2 separate regions of the Homo sapiens genome follow, and region 1 is linked to region 2. Evidence: read pairs that join two places in POLR2A ChIA-PET (ENCODE). Cell type or tissue: PC-3. All regions are shown on one strand. Each heading gives the region's core, and the rest is flanking DNA. Links, peaks and the distances in the headings are about the cores only.

The links. ChIA-PET counts read pairs that join two places held together with the same protein. Peaks named below come from ENCODE experiments on the same cell type or tissue, not always from the same donor. Only the 100,000 strongest peaks of a DNase experiment are listed, where the experiment ranks them.
Region 1: POLR2A ChIA-PET joins it to region 2 with 6 read pairs; 1 of 35 experiments calls an interaction of 5 or more read pairs at or near these places.

Annotation. Positions count from the first base shown.
Region 1 is chr4:31,408,347-31,413,747 of GRCh38, reverse strand. No RefSeq gene overlaps it. Among named protein-coding and RNA genes, the nearest start is that of LINC02501, 95 kb to the left of the region's middle. In PC-3, for the core only: no CTCF peak of the experiment used is centred there; no DNase peak of the experiment used is centred there; H3K27ac peaks cover 445 bases.
Region 2 is chr4:32,579,949-32,585,349 of GRCh38, reverse strand. No RefSeq gene overlaps it. Among named protein-coding and RNA genes, the nearest start is that of LINC02353, 230 kb to the right of the region's middle. In PC-3, for the core only: no CTCF peak of the experiment used is centred there; no DNase peak of the experiment used is centred there; H3K27ac peaks cover 468 bases.

The DNA.
Region 1 (5,401 bases), core at 329-5,328, 1.2 Mb after region 2:
GAGTAGCTGGGACTACAGGCACCCACCACCATGCCTGGCTAATTTTTGTATTTTTAGTAGAGATGAGGTTTCACCATGTTGGCCAGGATGGTCTTGATCTCCTGACCTCGTGATCCTCCCACCTTGGCCTCCCAAAGTGCTGGGATTACAAGTGTGAGCCACCACACCCGGCCCTCAGGTTTGCTTTTTGTAGCTGTTGTTGTTTTACTTTTGCTGCTCTCCTGTATTCCTCACAACCTCCATGCTTCTGCTTACTGCCTTCTCTGTGGTGCCTCTCTTCTCTTGCCTTCAGCAATATTTTAGTACTGTGTCTTTCCCTATTTATCTAACACTCGCAAATCCCAGAGTGGAGAGTACCCATATGAGGTAAAGGTTTCATGCCTGTTCACAAAGCCAGAGTGAGCACAGAAAGGATACCGATGATAACTGTGTCTTTTTCTGATGACTGAAAAGATACTTCATGGTCTCGAAGCACCACAGAGTCATCTTCAAATGTATTAATTACCTTTCTTATGATTTGTCATTTCTTTCTTTCTCATAAAAGTCAAGGGGGAAAATAAATTAGTGAGTTGAGCTTTCCAGTAACTCAGACTCCAGATAAATGAAAAGGTACTGTAATTGTGTGTATTGCAATGAAGTAAAAACCATTTCCTCTGATATAAGATTACAGTAAATGACCTCTAACTTTCTAATTCCAATTCTAAGGGTTCTGTGATCCACACAAATACAGTTGAGAGTTTCTCACCACTTTTTGATGATTACCTTCCTATAGTCATATTTAACACTTGGATTTTTCTCTCCTATATTAAATACCTGAGCTAATCAAAAACTTGAAACATTATTCTAATATTTTTTATTCATATAACAGTGAGTCTGAGGATTTTCTTTAAACTCTAATGAGTCCTTGAGGATGCGATAATCACCAGAACATATTAATTCTGATTCCCTTCCCTAGTCTACTAATCAAGAGAATTTCAAACTACTATAGATACTATGTGTGTTTTTATTCTACTCAGATTATTTTTTCTTTAAGAGTGATATCAGGCTGGTAATTTGACAAAATCAAATGCATTTCACAGGAAATAGAAAAATTGAAATAATTCACAGTTCCATTTAATTCAGAACATGGTTTCATCACTTCATCAGTCTTTTAAAAATTATCTAAAGTATGGCCAGCACAATTCTAGGCCCTCAGAATACGTTACTGGGCTGAGTGCGGTGGCTCACGCCTGTAATCCCAGCACTCTGGGAAGCCGAGGCGGGCGAATCATCTGGGGTCAGGAGTTCAAAACCAACCTGGCCAACATAGCAAAACTCCATCTCTACTAAAAAATACGAAAAGTAGCTGGGCATTATGGCAGGTGCCTGTAATCCCAGCTACTCAGGAGGCTGAGGCAGGGAGAATCCCTTGAATTCAGGAGGCGGAGGTTGCAGTGAGCTGAGATTGTGCCACTGCACTCCAGCCTGGGCAACAGAGCGAGACTCCATTTCAAAAAAAAAATAGTGAACAAAACATTAAAATTCTCCGTCTTTAAAGAGTTTATATCTTTGTTGTCTTCATGACATTCTAAAGTAAATATTTCATTTCTGGACCATTATTTTTCAAAAGTTCTTTTGTGGTATTCTTCATTTTGTTTTTGTTTTCACATTTTCGGTCAAGTATCATGAAAAACATGTGGATTGTTTACTAGAGTATTTCACCCACTTCAAAAAAACCTCTGAACTTTGGACTCTTTAAACCTCTAAGTAAACTCAGGTTGGGCAAAATAGCAATATATAAAATTTTATGCTGTTTTCAAATTTAATATTTACTTAAAGGATAAAGGGAGTAGTATGGAGAGAGTTTTTCGTAGCAATTTTCAGATTAGTTGAAAGATTACAAAATAGCTGATACACAGTGAACCCAGAACAAATAAACTATTTACACTGTCCACTATGAAAGAAAATAAAACCTTTTTGCCTTCTTACTGGAATAAAGCCAGTACATAGCAAGCATGTGTAGCTATGTTGTAATTTATTTCACTTGAAAGCAAAGACCTTTATAACTCACTTGTGGCTTTGATTGTGGCTGAATTATAAGGTTTTCCTATTGCTTACATAAAGCACTTGATACTCTCCCAATGACTGGTCCTTTTAATGTGTGCACAATCCCTGCTGACCCTGCTATGTTTAAACTATATTTATTCTGATCACATATTAAATATTGAACAATTGTGCTTCTGACCTTATACAATTCTTAACCTAAAGTACATGTAATTAGATTTTTCTAAAGCACATCTTCTTTTCTCAAGTGGCAATACACATAATAAACTAGCAATAAACTCTACTACCTGTAGCAAAGCTACTACTTAATTTAGGCCATGCTAAGACAACACTACATTACAATGGGGCCTTTCCATAATGACAAAATCTGTTTTCCTCTTCCAAAGGCAAAGTTAAGAGAATGTCTCTCCTTTCATCTTCAGACATTATTACTAAATTCAAGCAACTCAATAAGAACTAAGTATTGAGTTGAAAGCCTAAGGAATTTGTTCCTGTATAGTGACATCACTGGAATTTTTAGATTTTTTTAAATATTATCTTTCTTTTGTTACCTTCAAAAGATATCCATTACTTAACAAATTAGATAAAGTGACTTCACTCCAACAGTACAGAAAATTAAGCATTGTCCTACCCAATGTAGTTTTGGAGATAATAAGAAAAAACAACAATCTTAGAAAAATACACATAATTATGATTTTTGTTACTATGAATAGATCATGCATTTTTATGACCTCATATTCTGACATTCTGATGAATAAGATCAATCAGTATGAGAATACTAACCACACTCCACCATCATTTTGCTTCCAGTTTCTTCTCAAACTCTGATTTGAACAGATGCTTATAATTCTTGTTAATCACTGCACACACACAAAATACACTCCTACACATGGTTTGAATGATTAAGAGTTTTAAATAAATGTCAAATCAAAAATTAACTATTGGTAATAGTTTCCAAATCATTATGAAACAAAAAGCAAGATGGGTCAATCTCTGTCTAGTAAACTGAAATTTCCTCCTGTCCAAACTGCTAATCAATTTGATTAATAATCCTTTGATTAAGAGAATATACCCAATCTAGAGAATGCTTCTGACATTTGAATTTCAAATTTCTTAAGACTTAAGTGAGACAATCTTGGAAATGTTTAAGATATATGTTCACTGGATTATAAATCAAAATTTTATTCATTTTCCATGGGATTTTTTTTCCACTAACAGTTTGAAACTTGGGTCTCTAGAGGCGATATTTCCAAATGTGCTTTCTTATAGAAGCTTTATTGTAAAGAAAGGCTAATATATTCAATAAACATGCTGGTACCACTCCCCTAACTGACCTGACCACTAACAATTGATTAGTCATTTAAGTAAAGGGTGACATCTATTTTGAATACAATACTATGAGGTGGCTATGGAAGATATAAGTGGAGATGTCCAGAAAATAACTAAAGGGCCAAATAAAATAATCTCATTTAGAAATACAGTTCTCAGAATCATAAACATGTCCATGACAATTGAAGTTCTTAGAATGGATAAAATGTCCAGGCTTATATTGAGGACTAAGTTGAGCATAAAGACCATGGATTTATGTTTCACTCATCCATTTCTTTAGTAATACTTCATAGCCTACAGTCAACAAATTAAACAGATGGATTAAGCTAGAGTTTAAGCTAGAGTTAGATTTTTCCCAGGTAGTTCCTGTGAAAATGATGCAAAGAATCAATAGAGAGAGAGGAGTGATAGTGATATTGAGGTATTTCGCTTTTTTTTTTTTTCGAGACCGAGTCTTGCTCTGTTACCCAGGCTGCAGTGCAATGGTGGGATCTCAGCTCACTGCTACCTCCATCTCCCTAGTTCAAGCGACTCTCCTGCCTCAGCCTCCCGAGTAGCTGGGATTACAGACACGCACCACCAAGTCCAGTTAGTTTTTGTATTTTTAGTAGAGCTGGGGTTTCACCATGTTGGCTAGGATGGTCTCTGCCTCCTGACCTTGTAATCCGTCCACCTCGGCCTCCCAAAGAGCTGGGATTACAGTTGTGAGCAACTGCGCCCGGCTGAGCTATTTAGCTTTTTAGAGAACAAGGTGAAAATGGACTTGTTAGAACAGGAAAGTGCAGCAGGACCTTGAATAATGTCCTCTCCTTCAACATCATTTTGTTAAATGTTATTTTGTTATAATGGTTGAGGATGAAAATAAAAAAAGCAATTCCTGGCCAGGGCCATCATCTGTGTGGAGGGTACAAGTTCTCCCCACATATGTGTGGGTTTCTCCAGGCACTCTGGTTTCCTCCCACATCTCAAAGATATGCACATTTGGTTCATTGGCATGTCTATATACTCCCAGTCTGAGTTAGGGTGTGTGTGTGTGTGTGTGTGTGTGTGTTGCCCTGGTATTTTGGTATTTATTTGGAAGTTTGGATATGTTTTAATGACCAGAAGTATGCCATAGGGACATACGTCTTGTTTATGTCAATTAGCCTACAGTAACCATCGGTCTTGTTATAGATCATTTTGCTTAAAGTCACAGTTTCTAAGAATCTATCAATGACCTTATGTGAGGATTTACTGTAGAGATATCAATGACTTCACAGACTAGGCATTTTGAGAGGATTTGGGTAAGAAAGTGAAAATTATTTGAGGCTATGGTCATATTGTGGCCTGCAATATGTATAAACTCAGATGTGATACACTCAAGGGTGATGACAAGGACCAGGTGGAATTAATTGCTCATGCTCCTGTGTCCTCATAATGGTTTGTACTTAATTCTTCTCTAGCACTTGTTACACTACCTAGTTGATTTTGTGTGCCTTTCCTCTTGACGCCAATGGCAGTCACTGCAGAGTAGGGAATATAATTTAATCCTATCTATTTCTAGGACTTGAAAGGATTTCTGGTATAGATGGATGACCAATATGTCCTTGAGTTGCTTGTTGAGTTAATGAACTACCAACTCTTAAGTTTAATGATATGGTGTGTGTAGGGGTGTCTCTGTGTGTGTGTGTGTGTGCGTGTGTACACAATGTACATATGTGTGCATGTTTCAATAATGGGTACCATTGTGTCTGTGCGTGTGTGCACGCCATGCACATATGTGTGAATGTTTCAATAATGGGTGCCACTGAATATAGCTAAATTAATTTTCTATTAATATATATTAGCAAGTATATTTACTCTTTGTTGTAGCTATCATGCATTTTCTAAAGTTAGATGAAAAGAAATTTAAACCGCTGGACTTTTAATGGAAATTTGTGACAATCTTATATGCATTTGTGTTGTGACTGGTCCCCCACTAGGCTACTTAAGGGCATAATGTCTACTGCCTGAGGCCTGAAGACCAGGCAATGAGCCAAGGCCATGGTAC
Region 2 (5,401 bases), core at 318-5,317:
AGCTAGCTGCTGTCCACTGACCCCAATGTATTTCATTTTTCCTTTATTTCCAGGACAATGCTGCACTCTCCTTAGGAAGAGATCTCTCAGCTGCCAGAACATAATTTCCCTTCCAAGACTCCGCCAGTATATCACCTTCTCAAGGAGCCTTCTAACTCCTTTTTTGCTCTTTTGGCATAAATTTGTGTTCCTTGGACTTTCATAGCATCATTTGGTTATGCTTCTGATACAATTCTTAAAATATAATACTGTATTGTCCTTGTCATTTGTCTGTTCTTTATAGATCCTCAATATATATTTGGTACTAAAACAGAGAATGAGATACTGTGCTCTGAGACCCAGATAATATGGAATAAAAAATACTAACGATAGACTGGATAAAGAAAATGTCACATATATACACCATGGAATACTATGCAGCCACAAAAAAGGATGAGTTTATGTCCTTTGCAGGGACATGGATGAAGCTGGAAACCATCATTTGCAGCAAGCTAACACAGGAACAGAAAACCAAACACTGCATGTTCTCACTCATAAGTAGGAGTTGAACAATGAGAACACATGGACACAGGGAGGGGAACATCACACACTGGGACCTTTCAGGGGATGTGGGGCTAGGAGAGGGATAGCATTAGGAGAAATACTTAATGTAGATAACGGGTCGATGGGTGCAGCAAACCACCATGGCACATGTATACCTATGTAACAAACCTACACGTTCTGCACTTGTATCCCAGAACTTAAAGTATAATAATAAAAAAAAATTGGCATACGACTATGAAAAAGTCAAGTTTCACAAAATTTTAAAACGTCTTTTACATTTTCCAATTTTAATGTGAAAAAGGAGTGGTACAGTTATGCAATTATGACATGGTCTGTCATATCAACCCACATTTTTTCATCCTTTTGTGTACCAGAATGTTAAATATTGAGCATACTTTAGATGCCAGAGACTCTCCATATTTTCATACATAATTGATGCTTACAGCAATCCCATGAAATAATTTGTTATCTTTATTTTACAAATGAGAAAATTAAAGCTGACAAAGCTATTGTAGAGCACTAGGCTGGTTCACGCTTTCAAATACCGGGCTTCTAGAGGTATTTTTGTTTTGCTTTGTTTTGTTGCTTGTTCTACTATTATCTTTGTCTCAAGAAAACAGCTCTTTTACTAAATATGTGTCATATTCTTGTTTAATCCCAATTCAAATATTATTTCCTTCAAATCACTAAAGTTTGTTGATTTTGACTATTGCTTTTTGCATATTTTTTCAAGGAGAATGAGAGTATTTATCTTGTATATAGTAGAAATAAGGTAAATATATATTTTAAATGTGTGTGAGTTTTTTTCTAAATAATAAGAAAATTTAGTACAATAAATGTTTTTCTGAGTCAGAACTTCACTCATTTCTTTAATTTGCCACTAAGAAACTTTGTAATTGTAGGAAATTCATTGGACTCTCTTGGTCCTAGTTTCCTTATCTGCTGAAGGACAAGGATAAATGAAGGATATCACATTGTTTGTGTAGCTCTTAGGGTTTATGAATCACTGATTTTTATCATTCAATTACTGTTACCCTGTAAATCATAAAAAATATTACAAGAGAACGTGCATTTCTGAGGAGTTAATAAAATTGCCATTTACTGTCTACATTATAACATCCTACATTTTCTTCTGAATCTTCATTTGTCAAATAAACATAATTCATATGTATTGTTTCTATGTTTGTATCAGTCTAGGACATACCTAGAAGTCTCAAGATAAATGATCCTCCAATTACATATTTTTCTGTATACAATGAAAGGTGGTTTATAAAAAATCTATACCTACAAGCTGAATTTTGTAACCGTAAAAGGAATTTTTATTTTGTACATACATCATACTAATAAATTAAATTTTTAAAATTCTAAATCAATTCAGTAACTTTCAGTAGGCATTTGTTAGAAATAGATTTTTTTAAATATGCACAATATAAAAATTTGAATTAAACAATTCATTTGTATTTAAATATGGGACACTGTTATATTTAACAACTTTTTAACAAGACTACTATTCAATGAACAAGATACAAAATACATTTTAAGAGAGCTGAAAATAATCAAAATTTGACTGAATTTAGGTAAATAGATTGGAATACATTTCAAATAAATTTTCCTTATAATCTCCCTAAAATAAAATTGTATGATCTTAATTGTCCTTTGACCATATTATTCACACATACACAGATGTCTTCACTTTCTTATTTATAATGTTTCTATAATATAGAAACAAACTGTCATACACTGAGGGGTGTGTGTGTGTGTGTGTGTAAAAATAATTATTGAGGTTTTCTTTCAAAGGGTAAAGGTATATTTACATATATTGTTATATATTATATATCTATCTATATTAGATAGATATAAAATGTATCTGTTATATAGAAAGAACAGTCCCTTTGACCTGTTTGATACCTGACTCTCCAGACATATCGTTAAGCATATTTGGTTGATATCATAACTACTCACTCATTTATATTTAAGTAAATCTGTCATTTGTTTTCTGAGGTTCTGTTTTATGGGATTTTAGACTATAAAAGCAAAACAACAAGCAGTGAGGTGAACCACAAATAACATTATATACGTGGGTAAGGTCTTACGAGTCAATTGGAGAAGTTGCTTTCTTGCTCTTCATAACCACTTTAAAGCATTTTAAAGCTCTGTTGTCACTTGAAAGTAAAATGTTTACTTGGTAAAACAAAGCTTTTTAAAGAAAAAAATAAACCTAGCTGAATATCTTCTGACCTTCTTTGTTTCACAGAAATAAGCCTTAGCATTTATCTTAAAATTATATCCTGAATATCACGTATCAGGAATGATGCAAACAGATCAAAATGGATTACATTTTTTTTTAAAGGGGAATGAAGCTTCCATTTGAGATATCATGCATTTTACATTTCTTTATTTTTGTTCATAATGATCCTGATGAGTATTTATCAGGGCATTTGTCAAGGATGTACTCTTAACTAATAATATCTTACTGTATTTTACAAATGCTGTATAAACTCTCTGTGACTCAGTGTCCTCAACCATAAAATGGCGAGACCAGTTCTTACCTCATTGATGTGTTGCAAGGATTACATGACCAAACTATGTAAATAACTTAGAATAGAGGGCTCTCTAATAACAATGAAAATAATGGAATCTTAAAATATTCGTGATCAGGTGGCAGTTCTTGACCACCAGAAGACAGTGTCTCCAATTATCATAGTGAGTGAATAGGTGGGAGTGGCAGCTAAGAAAGTTGACCAGAGAGATGCTTGGAGATGCTTAAATAAAAATGGCATCCTTAAGCCTAAGTAAGAATGGTATAACTCTATGTATATAATAAAATAAATAAAGCCCATATCTTCAAAATCAATGGACTGTAAGTAAATCCTGGTCACCAGCGAGAATGACCCAGCAATGTCACAGGAAGCCTGTAATGGAAATGATTTGCCCAGACCTCCCCTCTGGTGTCATACAGCTATTTAATTGAGTAACCAAATGATATGAAAACAGGAATATTTTGTCTTTTTTGTACTTAAAATATATTTTTAATGAGGTAAATATAACATAAAACCATTTTCAATATTCTATGTGTATAGTTCACTATAATAAATAATAATATATATAATAAATAATAATAATAAATATAATAAGTACATTTATATTTTTGTGGAATCATTATTACTATCCATACCCAGTACTATTTCATCTTCTCAAGTTAAAATTATGTAACCATTAAACGATAATTCCCAATTTGTCCCTCCTCCAATCTCCTAGTTACCACTATCTTACTTTCTGTCTCTAAGATTTTTGACTACTACGGGTGCAATCATAAAAATGAAATCATACACTCTTTGTCTTTTTGTCTCTGGCTTATTTTAGCATAATATCTTCAAGGTTCATCTATGTTGTAACAAGTGTCAAAATTTAATTCCCATGTTAGGCTTAATACTATTCTGTTTTTTGTACATACCAGAGGGTTATAGAAAATTAAAATATATATATATATATTTCTGGCCTCACACTGGGGCACTTGTCCTTGTGATAAATGACCACATGTCCACAACTAAGCGACCAACAGTAATTTATAAAAAGATGGAAGTTGTACATGTAGGCTTAGGCATGAATAGCCCAAAGGGCACAAGCGAGCTGTATGATAAAATATCCTAGACCCCAAAGTCATCATCACTGTTGCACCTCAGCTCAAATGCATGGTTGCATAGAGTCCTTTACAAGCTGTTGAGAGAAAAAGAAAAAGGTTAATCTTTGTCCATATATGGGTCAATCTGGTAATTTAGGAGAGCAAAAAAATGGACTCTAGGTGCACTAAAACAATACTCAGGGGTGGCCCTGAAAAATAGTGGTAAATATATATCCAATCAAAGACAGACTATCAAGTCATACAGCCAGTTATCTTTTCACTGGAAAGAGAAGTAGCCTGAGGTAAGACTGTATACAGATTTATAGGCAAGATTTAATCATTGACTATAAATGGTTAATAGGCATTGGCTGGTCAGGGTCTAGAAAGAGAAAGGCTGGAAGGTCAGTAGAAAAGGATTGCAGGGAAGAGTCATGTGAAATACCTATAGAAAAGGGCACAAGGTGTGGAAATGATTATCTTATCTATTAACATAAACTATGGGGCCACTAAATAATGGAGAACATTTAATAACATAGCAAGTTGACATCTACTAGATTGTGTCATTGGCCACTTAATGCTAGCACAAGGTTTGTGTGAAGAGGGTAGCCAGGGTGTCAGGGATGGAGGTATTCATGTACCTAACAGCATATGTATCAGCATAGGCTGATTTAGGCACTGCCCCAGCCCAATGTATAAACTGTCAGCAGAACAGACTTACATTGAATCCTAATAAAGTACAATCTCTGTTGGAAACCAGCTAGCTATTTGGCTACATGTTTACTATACACTGACCCCACACGTCCTCGAAGAGGCAGCAGCCTGGATGGGACTCCATACAAAGTCCAGTTACAGATTTTCTTCTGTCTGCAGCCCTCAGCCAGCACCATTATCTGAGAACTTATATAGGGTTTGAATGACTGACACAGGAACCAATATACTATTGCATTTGACCAAATAATGCATTTACAGTGAAGGAGGTACAGCAGAAGACACCTGTGAATCACTGATCATATTATTTACTGCTCTACCCAAAAACCCTCATCCTCAGAGGATGATAGAATGACATTTAAAGGAACAACTGAGACACTAATTTGGAGATGATTTTGTGTGAATATAGAGTGTCATACTTCTGTATAAACTAAAACAATAACCATTATATAGTGATGTGTCCCAAAAAGGTAGATTACATGGGTCCTGGCAGTAGGAGTTGGAATGGCCCTGCTTACCATTACCCCT